Linked DNA regions of Homo sapiens: regions 2 and 3 are each linked to region 1. A link is a contact called in ENCODE Hi-C or POLR2A ChIA-PET data. All regions are on one chromosome and are shown on one strand. The core of a region is the stretch at or near the end of the contact, and the rest is flanking DNA. Distances in the headings are between cores, read along the strand shown.

Evidence for each region. A loop is a pair of places that touch in the nucleus more often than their neighbours do. ChIA-PET counts read pairs that join two places held with the same protein, here RNA polymerase II (POLR2A). Pooled maps may share reads with other maps.
Region 2: a pooled map shows a loop between it and region 1 (7-fold over the local background). The contact joins the promoter of KCTD18 here to the promoter of NBEAL1 in region 1. A Hi-C loop is called at or near these places in 2 of 37 single-sample maps with no recorded cell type and 6 of 50 pooled maps.
Region 3: a loop to region 1 is called in a map with no recorded cell type, with 16 times the contacts of the local background. The contact joins the promoter of BZW1 here to the promoter of NBEAL1 in region 1. A Hi-C loop is called at or near these places in 1 of 37 single-sample maps with no recorded cell type and 8 of 50 pooled maps. POLR2A ChIA-PET finds 5 or more read pairs at or near these places in 1 of 52 experiments (Caco-2).

What each region holds. Positions count from the first base shown.
Region 1 is chr2:203,012,838-203,017,062 of GRCh38, reverse strand. It overlaps NBEAL1 (neurobeachin like 1), which reads right to left and starts at 2,188. Exons shown (of 56, transcript NM_001378026.1): 1 at 2,081-2,188; 2 at 628-907. The coding sequence starts at 678. RefSeq lists a silencer at 2,087-2,316 and an enhancer at 1,955-2,508.
Region 2 is chr2:200,508,038-200,512,262 of GRCh38, reverse strand. KCTD18 (potassium channel tetramerization domain containing 18) reads left to right here and starts at 2,195. Exons shown (of 7, transcript NM_152387.4): 1 at 2,195-2,635. RefSeq lists a silencer at 1,963-2,422.
Region 3 is chr2:200,809,522-200,813,746 of GRCh38, reverse strand. BZW1 (basic leucine zipper and W2 domains 1) reads right to left here and starts at 1,837. Exons shown (of 12, transcript NM_001207067.2): 1 at 1,757-1,837; 2 at 466-539. The coding sequence starts at 529. It overlaps BZW1-AS1 (BZW1 antisense RNA 1), which reads left to right and starts at 1,577. Exons shown (of 4, transcript NR_110275.1): 1 at 1,577-1,962. RefSeq lists enhancers at 484-999, 1,000-1,515, 2,364-2,623 and silencers at 1,264-1,633, 2,164-2,313.

The sequences.
Region 1 (4,225 bases), core at 939-3,438:
TAAGGAGTAAAAATGGATAAAAGTACGCACTTGAGTCAGGTAGTACTGTGTTTCTCGGCTACTCAGTACTCCTGTAACCCTTGCATCAGTTTTCCCATCAGTAAAAGGGGATGATCACAATATTCACCTCACAGTATTGTAGTGAGAAGGAAATGAGACAATGCTCAAAGAGTGCTAACTTAGTGGCAGTCACACAGCACGCAGTTCAATCAATAACCTTGTGATGCAATTTCAAAGGTTCATTCCAAGAAAAATGCTTAATGCCCTTCTCATAAAAATGTCTCTATCCTACACTCACTTGTGGGAGAAAATGAAAAGCACAAACAAAAATAAAAATATTTTATTTTTCTCTTAAGGGCATAATTTTACTTATATAATTTTAGGATCATTTGGGGATAAGTATCAAATAAAAGCCGCACCCTACAGTTTTTAACAGTATGCCAATATTGTATGTGTGTTCAAACCTGAAAAAGAGGAAAACAGAAAATCCTTTAAACGCTTTTAAGTTTGGGGTTATTCATTATGACTAAATACACTATTATCTATTAAATAAAGTGTTACTACTGCCAGTCACAAATTTTATAATAAAGTATTTTAAAACATAAAAATAAAAAGGAAAGCAATTACCTTTGTACAATAAAGCATCCAAAGTTCAAAGAGCCTCTCTCTGGATGCCATTCTGGCTTTCACTCTGGCACTTTAAGTTTTCCTTAAAAAAATTATGTTCAAGACTACAGCATGTCCATTTTATTTTCCAAGTTTTTCAGCCGTTCAGTAAAGCTCATAGCAGTAAAGAAAGCAAAAAGAAGTGAAACAAATGGACTGTCCTCTGGTTAAAAACAAAAAGGCAATTTCAGCAGTCACTCCAATATATCTTCATCAGTGGTAGTTGGGCAATTAAATAAATCTGTGAAAGAGAAAAACATCCACAGGTTAGAAAAAGAGGCCATACTAAAAAATCTAGACTTATCAAAAACTAAAGATGTATCTTCTTCACTTCCCACAAACAACCCGCTATACTTTCACATGGACTGATTAGATTTCATAGAAACTTGTGTTTCAGGAAAACATCACAGCTAACACAGTATGTCCACCATAGAATCCTCTAGGGCAGACAGACTCCTAGAGATGGGTACATGTTCATAACCAAGAATGCGTCCAGTGAGAATAAGGAGCAAGACTCCCTTCCCACTCATACCTTTTGTACAGATACAAGGAAAAGGCCCACATCTCAGACATTTCAAATACATCAAAGCTCTTAGAATGTTCTTGTTCTGGTCTCCTCTTCAAAGTTGTTGGGGCCAGGCGCGGTGGCTCACGCCTGTAATCCCAGCACTTTGGGAGGCCCAAGTGCGTGAATCACCTGAGGTCAGGAGTTCGAGACCAGCCTGGCCAACACAGTGAACCCCTGTCTCTACTAAAGAAATACAAAAAATTAGCCGGGCGTGGTGGCGGGCACCTGTAATCCCAGCTACTCAGGAGGCTGAGGCAGGAGAATTGCTTGAACCCGGGAGGCAGAGGCTGCAGTGAGCCCAGATCACGCCACTGCACTCCAGTCTGGGCGACAGAGCAAGACTCCGTCTGGGGTGGGGTGGGGGTGGAGTAGTTGGGACTGTTTGCTGTGTTGCAGGGCAGGGCGTGGGGGCGGGGGAGGAATTCCCAGTTCGTTTGTTCTAACAATCCTCGGAGAGTGGAAGTCCACCCGCCCACCTGGCCTCTCCACCTTTCCATCCAAGAGAAGTGGGCACGCACACACCGGCGAGGAACTTCCCAAAGAAGCATCCAAGTGTTTGGGGGAATCTTTTAATTTCCTCCTCACATCCCAAGACAACCCAAACAGAGGCAAACTTAAGGTGTGCCGAGCTGCCAAGAGAAGCTCTAGAACTGAGGAATGCGGACTCGGCGTCTCCCGACCGCGATCCCAGCCTGCACTACAGTATCGGAACACTCCCTGACAGCCTAGCCCACTCAAAGCCGCCCCTCACTCTGCAGCCCCTCCACCACCAAGCACCGGGGCCCTCCCATTTCTTGCCATGCCGCCCCCTCTTCCCAACGGCCCGCTCCCCATCACCGGGCTCACATTGTGTGCCGCGCGGCAGCCGCCGCCCGGCAGCCGTCTAACTGCTTCCCTCGACCCCTTCCCAAGGCGAAGCCCCGTGTCACCCCGCAGCCAGGCAGACGAGCGGGCGGGACATGGGGGCGGGGCGAGAGGCCGGGAGGAGCAGGGGGCGGGGCTGCCCCCTGGGCTAATCATTTCGGCCGCTGAGGATTTACCCAGCCGTTGGGCGGCAGCTGTTCAATGGTCGCGTAGGCTGGGGATGGGCGGGGTGACCTGAAGCCCCGCCCCAGCATACCTGCGCAGCCGCAGTCGACAGGCTCTGGCTGCCCATCCCTTGGCGGGCGCCGGCCGCGGCACTGAAACGAGCCTTCCCTCAGCTGGACATGGAGGAGGGCTGACGTGCTGACGTCTACGCCCGCCCCGCTTTTCGCTGATGGCGTCATTTCCGTGAGTCATCTGAGGGCGTGAGACCCTACGGTGTTAAAGGGGATTTTGTTTCACTTATTTGTAGAACCGGGATTGGTTCTGGGAATTTAGAGTAATGTAAAAAGACAAAACACACACAGACACCCCCCAAAAACTCCTCTTTTCCTTTTGTGCCTGCTTTCGTCGTCACCGAGTGTCATATCCAAAGGGCTTATTTTACCACCACTAAAGACTTCGAAAGGGTTTTTCTTTTTCAGAAAAGAAGCAAAAGGCTTTACTAACTATAGACAACTTTCAGAGAGATTTGGTTTTTGTATAAGGAAAGAAAAACGCGTAAGATAACTCACCTTTGTTAAACATTTCCACAACTTTTTATTGTGAAAGATTTCAAGTATATTCTAAAGTAAACTAGTATAACGAAACCCTGTATACCGTCACCCAACTTCAAAAATGATCAACTAATGTCCCATCTTGTTTCATTTGTAACAAGGATCCACAAATTGCCTGTGAAGAGCCAGAGACGAGGCGCAGTGGCTATCGCCTGTAATTCCAGAATTTTGGGAGGTCTAGGCGGGCGAATCCCTTGAACCCAGGAGATCAGCCTGGGCAACAGAATGAGACCCTGTCTCTGCAAAAGAAATTTTAATTAGCTTGGCGTGGTGGTGCACGCCTGTAGTTCCAGCTACTTAGAAGCTAAGGTGGGAGAATCGCTTGAACCTGGGAGTGAAGGTTGCAGTGAGCTCCGATGGCGCCACTGTACTCCAGCCTGGGCGACAGAGCGAGACACTGTCTCAAAAAATAAAAATAAAATAAAAAGAGCCAGACAATAAATGTTATAGGCTTTGCAGTCCATTCTGGTTGCAACTTGCTTAACGAAAATCAAAAGAACAATATTTTGAGATGTGAAAATTAGACGAAATTCAAATTCAAGTTTCAGTGTCCTAAAATTTTAGTGGAACACAACCATGCCCATTCCTTTAGTATTGCCTATAGCTGCTTTCACTCTACCATGGCAGAATTGAGAGTAGTTGCTTGCAAATTACACCTTCAATTTTTTATCCTGAAATTACATTTTACATTCAGCATTTCTCCTTGGTTGTCCATTAGGCATGTGAAATTTATATGTCAAAATTTTGGGGGGAAAATATGCTTTTCCTTTGGGATACCCTATTTTAGTACTTAGCAACTCTATTCTTGTACTTGCTCAGTACAAGAACCTAGGAAGTGTGCTTGCTGTCTTCCTCATGTACTTCACTTCCAATCTAATCTTTTCAGCTATATCTCCAAAATATACCTAACCATCTCTCCACACTTTCTTCCTTAAATGGATGGTGGTATAGTAGTAGTAACCACTATCTTTATTTCTTTTCCCTTTTTTTTTTTTAAATTAGAGGCAGGGGCTTCGTATGTCGCCCAGGCTGGTCTCGAACTCCTTGGCTCAAGGGAGCCTCCTGCCTCGGCCTTCTGAAGTGCTGGGACTCCAGGCGTCAGCCATTGCACCTAGCCGTGGCTACTGTCTTTAAAATGGTTTAAGTTATACAAAATACTTTCTAGTTTATTGTAATAGCCTTCCAACTTGTTTCCCTGACTCTGCCCGTGACTCTACCCCAAATCCGTGGATTATTCTCAACATAGCAAACACAGAGATCTTTTAACATGGAAGTAAGATGTCACTTCTCTGCTAAAAAGCCTCCAATGGCTTCCCATTCCACTTTAAAAGGCCTGCAAGGACCTACTTCA
Region 2 (4,225 bases), core at 946-3,445, 2.5 Mb after region 1:
CACTGACTGCTCCCAGCCAGTGACTGAGCAGAGGGATTTAAGGCAGGCCCATTCCTGGGAGACACAGAACTCTTCTGATATGGGGGACTTTGGCTTGAAGGCTTTCCACTGGCTGTGCTGAAACTTTCTCAGAACTGTATCATATCTACAACTTTTCCTACTTTTCCTTTCCTGTTCTCCACAAGGGTTGAAACTGTCTAATGTCTTTCCTAATTCCCCTCAGATGCTTCCCTGTTATTACCTCACAGGTGTTCCCTTCAATAAATCTCTCACATGTCTAATCTGATAATATTGTTTGCTTCTCAGGGGATCCATATTAACACATTGTATTTGATCCACCAACAAATTTTATGTCATGTCTATCTCCTGAGTACCCCTCTTGCATCCATCCACTTCTCTTTATTGCCAACACTACTCAAGGAGGAACTAAGACATTTCTCCCCTGGATTATTGCAATAGTCATCTACTTCCATCTCACACCTTTCCAATCCATTCTCATCTCAGTAGCTGCAGTGATTATTTTTTTTTAATAGTAAATCAATTGTGTCACTTCCCTGCTTAAAACCTTTCAATAGCTTCTCATTATGCTTACAGTCAAATTAAATTTCTACCATGGCCACACAATACTTTAGAGTCTGGGCTCTTGCCTCTCTCTTCAACCTCATCCCATCTCATCTTCCCCTTTGTCCTGATGCCCACCAAGGCTCAGACATACTAGTGGCCTTTCTCTTCCTACAAATTGCTGAGTCCTTTCCTGCCTGAGGGGCTTCCGACTTGCTCTCCCTTCTTCCTAAAATACCCTTCCTCCATCTCTGCAGAAGGTGGACTCATTCTGACTCCTAGCCCTCAACTTAAATGTCCACTCATTTCCTCGCACCTAGTTATCACTCTCTGTCACCACTTTGCTTAGTGTCTGTTTCTCCCACTTGAACAAGGGCAGGCAAACTATGGCCCATGGACCACCATTTGTTTTTGTCTGGCCCATGATCTAAGAATGGCTTGTACATATTTAAGTGTTTGAAAAAGCTGCATTTTTAAAAGAATATTTTTTGACACATGAAAATTATGTGAAATTGGAATTTCAGTGTCCATAAAGTTGGAACTAGCAATGCTCATTTGTTCAGGTTTTGCCTATGCCTTCTTTTAGACTACAACTGCTGAGTTGAGTAGTTGTGCATGGCCCACAAAGCCTAAAATATTTACAGAACAAGTTTTCTGCATGTTGTACTGGAAAGTAAGGTTGAACGCCCATTATTTGTCTCTTCCAGTCCTTTACTCTCAGTGCTTGCTCCATAGCTAGTGCTTAATAATTACAGGTTGAACAAACCTTCCCTCTCTCCTAAGACTGTTAATATCTAAGGGGATAGGTTGACTTACCTCTCTTTGGCTTATTCTCTTCTAAGAGCCAGTCAGGGAAATTTGGAACCAAATATTTTTGATTTTGGGGAAGCACCTTGAAAACAGGACTGTTATATTTCTCTTGAAATATCTAGCACAGTACCTTGCACAAGGTAAGATGGTGCTAGAAACTGGAAGAACTGTTTTAGGGTTATCGTTAACAGGAAATTAAGTAGTGCATGCAAAGCACTTAGCACAGTGTCAGGTGTACAAAAGTGTTGAATAAATGTTTGCTCTCGCCTCAATTTTCCTTGCTATAATGGGAAATAAATATCACCCTTTATATCACTGTCACACAGACTAAACAAGAATGCTGTGTGTGAAAAAGCTTTGTAAGCTGCAGACACTATCCAGATAGACTTATCCAAGTGCAATATATTAACACACGTTGGCACTGAGCAGCCCTGTTTGGAGGGATGGGCACTGACCTGGGGGTGAGAACACTTAACATCCTAATTCTTGCCACTTATTAAGTGACCTTGGACAATCGCAACTTCTGCGGCTGTTTCTTCTCTTCACCTGTAAAACCAGCCTCTGAACACACAAGACCGTCCCTTGGGGTTCAGCCCTGGCCTTCTCTACCGTGTGTTTCCCTTACCTCCGGGATGGAAGACCCACCCGACTCCGAGGCGGCCCACTGGGGCGAGACGAATCTGGGGGCGGGGCGTGGCGTGGCGTGGCGTGCCCGGGACGTGGCCTCCCTCCCTCCCTGAGCCGCTGCCTCAGAGCCGGGCCGCACGGGGGCGCCGCTGGGGCCGCTCTGCTCCCGAGTTGCCGAGCAGCTGAGAAGGCGTTCACTTCCGCGTCCGCCCCGCGGCGTCCGGCGGCCGCGCCGAGGGTCTGGCGGGCCGCAGGTCAGTCTGGGAAGCTGCCGACCCGCCCCACCCCCCCGGTGCGGAAGAGCCGGGCGCGGGATGGGCCGCGGGCCCGGAAGGCGGCGGGGCGCCCTGAGGAAGGGCACGGGCCGCGCTGGTAACGCGCGCGCCCCGGGCTGCAGGCTCGGGCTTCGGGCCGATTTGGGGTCTCCAGGCCGCGGAAGACCGTGGCGGGGCTTTCTGGCTCCCCAGCTCCTCCCGGCTCTTCCCGCTTCGGAAGAGGAGTGTGAGCCCCTTGAGCGATGTTTTTCAAAGTGGGGTTCGCGGGCAGATCCCGACCCCTCCTCAGACTTTCTGAGGAACTGTGTGCTGTGGCCGGAGTGTCTTCGTTTTCCCAAGCGTCCCTGATGGTTTTGATGCAGGTGATCATAGGAATGCACTCTGGGGGACATTGTCCCCGAGGGCTGGACACTTTCCACATAGCAGGGAGCCTAACTGGGTGCTTTTGAGGATGGGGCCTGCGGAGTGCCCCCCTGGTGTGGCCTTGGAATGATGATGTTCCTATCCTTAGGAGAGACTGCCTGGGGTTGGGGTAGGAGGAGTAGCTCTTAAATCCTCGGGATCGGGGTGCTGCTGTGTTATCGTAGCCAAGTCTTGAGATGGACAGATGCTTAGAGAGTGAAAGGGCTGGGTCAGGATCCATAGGGGTGAAACAGTGCTGGAGGAGGCGGTGTGGGGTGAAGCAGGAAGAACTTGGGGTTCGTCCTGCCGTTCTGGATTGGGGCTGGCTCCACAACCTACTAGCAGTCAGTCCTTGTGTGGCCCCTGTACACATCACTCTTTTTTTTTACCCCAATGGCCTCATCTGTCAACAGGGACAGTAATTCCCATCCAATAGAGTTTTTGTGTGAATTAGGTAAAGTGTGTCAAGTGTCTCTTACAATGGCTGGCACATAATAAGCATTCAGTAAATGGGAGTTATTAAGAGTGACACAGGCCCTGGCTTCCTTGGCCTACAGACCAAAAAGTAGGGATTAAACAAGTGGGGTAAAAAGTGGACAGACACACAGTATATTTGTAGAATTGTGCAAGGATTCTAACTTGGGGGGCAGAAGGATACGTGGGACGGTCATGCAAGAAATTAGGTTTGCTGAAGGCCTTGAAGAATAGATAGGATTCCAGGGAGCCAGTAATGAGGCAGAGGGAACAAGTTCCATCCCATGCCTCAGAGGTGGCTCTCACACATGGATCTTTGGAGTGCTGCTCCCAGGACTTCTAGGCAGTGCGAGATGTCACATCCATAAGTGGTTTTGGAAGGCTGGACCTTTGGCCCATAATGGTTTCTGTTGCTGACCGTATTCTACACACATGGTCTTCCTCAGATTTTAATGGTCTCCTTCCATTTTATTGGAGACTAGCTGGCATCTACAAAACGATCTTAGTTGTTCACTGAGTAAAAGTGAATTGACATGGATGTAGTTGAGCCTTTTGGCAGCCATTTTCAACTTGCTATGAAATGTGTGGATACTGCAGATTCTCAATAATTGGGAGTACCTTTTTCATCACAGTATTGTTTTAGGTGGGAAAACACCACAGTGTCACTTGTGGTTCTGTGATCTCCAGAATGGATTAAAAAAATCCAACCCTTAAACCTTCCCTGGGCCTGGTGCAGTGGCTCACGCCTGTAATCTCAGCACTTTGGGAGGCCGAGGTGGGTGGATCACCTGAGGTCAGGAGTTGGAGACCAGACTGCCCAATATGGTGAAACGCCGTCTCTACTAAAATTACAAGAATTAGCCCGGCATGATGGTGTATACCTGTGGTCCCAGCTACTCAGGAGGCTGAGGCAGGAGAATTGCTTGAACCCGGGAGTGAGCCGAGATGGCGCCACTGTACTCCACCCTGGGCTACAGAGCGAGACTCCATCTCAAAAAACAAACAAGCAAACAAACAAAAACCCCCCAAAACTTCCCTAAAGCTTCATCCATTTCACAGTGAAGAAGCTGGATGAT
Region 3 (4,225 bases), core at 588-3,087, 2.2 Mb after region 1:
AGTCTGTATTTCAAAAGACATTACAATGTGAATCCTGTTCCACAATTAACTTCCATGGGTGAAGTCTGAGTTTTCTCTCACAAATCTTCACAAAATCTGGGTGACTACATTAGGAGTTCTCCTTTTATAAATTAACATTTTTGCTCATTTAAGTTTGCTTAAATGAGACTGCCTGCTAGTGAAAACAGAGCCCTTATTTTTATTTTTAAAAATATTTTACCTTCACACCGAAAAGAAGATTCACTAACCGGCTTAGAGATATATTGATACTAAAAATTAAGGCTTGAGCAGTAAAGCAGTAGAAATATTAAAGGTGTATGTGAAATGGCAGTCAACGAGAAATTCAAGTTTCTTTCTGGTATCTTCTTTTGAGGCTTTAGTAATATGCAAGTACCTGTCAGAGAAGGCAAGATACACAAGATGTTCTGGAGGTTTGAAGAGAGACATTAAAACGTAAATATTTACCTCTTTTTCTAGTTTTAAAACGCTGGCCTGATAGCGTTGGCTTTTGCTGCTTTTGATTATTCATAAAAGACACCCTAGGAAAGGAGAAATAAAGCCTTAATATCAGTGCCATAATACTAATTTTTAAAGCAAAACATCAAACCTTAGTCTAGTCACATATGAATCAAATGGAACACCCACTCTCAGGATATAAAGCTGGCAATTATACCCGATACAGGCACAAAGAATTACCTGCACTTGAATCAAATGTACGTCAAAATGTGCATTTCTCTCTACAAGAAACCCTTCAAATTAGTGCTGTGAACTACTTTTAAGCGACATTGTAGTGCTACAGTGATCACCCGTCATAAACCTAATTGTTCAGTTTTCTCCACATTCCTCTTTACATTCACTTACATCTTCCACGACCACTAAGCATCGCAGAACGCAAAGAGAGATTATCACCATAGTCAGCAGGCATCCAAAATGTGTATGCCAATTCTAAAACACTGTCAAAAGGTGAACCCCTTCTTCTGACAAGCCTGGTTACGGGCAGCACCATCCTACCCTAGGTCATGCCTGTGACCGCAACAGCGGCCGCCTTGCACCACTCAGGCCTGCAAAACTAACAGCCAGCCCAGCCTCCTTCGCCCATATCCCACAGTCCTAGCCTCCTCCCCGGTAACGTGTCTCCCAATCCACACCCTTCCCATGCCTCCCGCCCGAGCCACAGATCACCCGCTTCCCGCCCAGGACCCCATCGGCCACAGCGGGGCGCCGTAGGGTCCCGCGGCTCTTTCTCCACTGACCCTGTCGCCTGCGGTGGCGGCCGCCGCAACGAGCGGACCACAGTCACTGAGGCGCTTTGCGCCGGGGCCCCAGGCGCCCCGTACATCCGCCCGCCCTCCAGCGAAAGCAGCGGCGGAGGCGGCGGCCGCAGCGGTGGTGGGTGGCAGCCCCTCCGCCCCGCCCGCCGGAAGCCCCCACGCGTACATCACACAACAGAGGCCGCGGCGGCTTTGTTAGCCAGGCCGGGCACGGCCCAGAGGGAGCCCGCCTCGGCCACTGCCTTCGCAGCCAGCGCCGCGGCGCACACCCGGACCCCACCTCCCCACCCGGGCCGCCGCTACCCCTCGGCCTCCCTGCCGAAGCGGCGGCCTTTCAGGCCCTAGATCCGGCCCGGCCTCAAGAGGCGACCTCCGTTCGGGCCCATCCAAGCCGGGCCGCATCCAGCCCGCCGCCTCCCTCTCCCTCTGCCCGGCGTCCACGACCCGCAGCGTCCGCCCGGGGTGAGCGGGGCGCCGCGTCTCACCGAATTTAAGGCGAAGAGGAAAGAGCCAGAAATCCCCGATGTACCGGCAACTGCGGCGGTGTCTCCTCTGCGACCGGAACTAACGCCAGGAGGAGGGAGAGGTGCCACCCCCGCCCGGACCGCTCTCCTATCGCGAGATTTCTTCCCCTTGCCCCGCCCTGATCGTGGACAGGCGCTTCCGCCTTTTCTATTGCGCGCGGATTAGGGTGAGGGACTGGGATAGGGGAGGGGAGAGACGTTTCCAGTCTTCTTTATTCCCTTACTGGGTTCCACGTCGCCTGGACACTTGTCCTAGACTAGCTTATTTTTCTTCCCCCGCTGCGTCGTCCGCCCTCTTCACACATGGAGGGGTTGGAAGAGCGGAGCCGGCCCCCGCCGGTCTCGAAGTTGGACGCGTCCTCCTGGAGTCCCTCGCCGCCGGCCCCCTCCTCCAGCACCGGAAGTCGAAGCCCGAGGGCGGGGGGCCCTCGGGTCGTGCGGGGGCGGAGGCTGGGGGCGGGCATGGGGGCGTGGTTTGGGGAAGGAATCCGCACCTCGCCTCCGCCCTGGCCGGGATGGGCGGAGTTCGCTCCAGCTGAGTCCCCTGCCTGGCGACTTTTCTCTGAGGGGCTGTCTCATTGTTCACTACCTCCCTTAAGAGCGAAGAGGACACAGGCCGAAGATTGAGAAGGGGAAATTCTGTCCTCCAACCGCGGTCCCTGCGCGCTGCAGCGGTTGTCTCCCGAGTGTGGTGGCTATGGGGACTTGGAGAGCATCAGAATCCCTTGGAGGACTTGTTATAACAGACTGCTGGGCCCCACCCGTAGTTTCTCATTCTGTAGGCCTGGTGTGGAACCCATGAATGTGCATTTCCAACAAGTTATCTGTGATGCTGCTGCTGGTCCGCACCTTGAGAACCCCTCAGTTAGAGGCTATATCATCAGGGAGCTGGGGTACGATCAGATTAGATAGTGCGTGTGAAAAGCACTGTGGACGTGACAAAACTCTGTGCAGATAAAGATGCACAGCGCCTCTAGGATGTAGCCCCATGTTTTTATTCACTGTACAGTAGTTTACTTCTCTCCAGTTGCTTCCTCACTCTCTGGTAGGAGGAGAGTGGCTTCTCTTCCCTAAACCTTTTGATAAAATAGTTTGTTGACTTCTTTTCCCTAATTAACTATCTGACCTCTACCCCACCCCCCCGCAACTTCATGGAAAAATGACTTTCTCAGCGTTCGTTCCTGAAATTATTGCCAAACCCAGTGTTTTATTCTTCACCCTGTTTGCCTCCTCTGAGCATTGAATGTTACCTACCTCTCTCCTTGAATCCTGGCTCCAGCTATCCTGGTTACGTTCTGAATGTGCCTTTGCACGGTATTTTCTGACTCTTCTTTTCTGTACTGATACCTTTTCTTTCTGGATACTTTCTTCTATGGCAGTCTCATACATTCTCAAGGATTTAACATTTACTCCACTTAAAAGAGTTCCAAGATCATCTACTGAATCATTAAGCAAATATTTGTTAAATCCAGGCTCTATGCCCTTCCAAGTTGAGGCAACAGCAGTGGGAAGGAGGCAGGAAACAAACTGCATCTGTTGGAGGAACTGCAAGAAGCTAGTGTGATTGGGAGGGCTGTGGGGAGCAGAGGGAAGTGGCTGGAGTCTGATCTCTAAGTGTCTAGCCCCTTCCTTTCTCCCAAGGCCCCAGTCCACACTATCTGGCATCTTCACTTCATGGCTAATTTAACACTGTCAGTGCTGTCAATTGCTCTTCCCCCAGAACTGTATTTTTCACATCTGAAGTTCTGTTAAAGGACAACGTTTCACAAATAAAAATGATAACTAATATGTCCCTATATGTATCAGGCCCTCTTCTATGCACTTTATGTAGTAACCCCATTTCATCCTGAAAACTACCCTGTAATCTAGACACTATTATTAGTCCCATTTTACAGATGGAAAAGCCGAGGCATCGAGGTCAGGTAACTTGTCTAAGATCATAGCGCTAGTAAGTGGAAGAGGTCCAGTTGAACCCAAGCAGTCTGGCTTCACCATTATAATGCACCGCCTTACCACCAAGATCTTATTTATTCATTCAACAAATATTTATTCAGCTAGAGACCAGTAGAGATAGTGACATGTTACGCCTATGGCCTCACAAAGCTTATCTTCTATTTTTGCCACGTTTTAAAATTGTATCATCTTTCCCCAGTACCATCTTGATTTAGGCATCTATTACCCCTAACTAAATGGGACTTTTGCAATAACTTCCTAACTGTACTATCCCCTTTCTCAACATTTCCAGAGCAATCTTCTCAACTGCAAGCTGAATCATTTCTCTTCACTGTTTAAATGCCTCTGTTTATACTCAGGGATAGCTCTGACCAATGTTTTTCACCTTTACTTCCCATCACATTTGTGGTTCTTAACCTGTTATTACCATCATTGTGGGGTATGTAGCAAATGATTTTTGACTAAAAATGATATTAA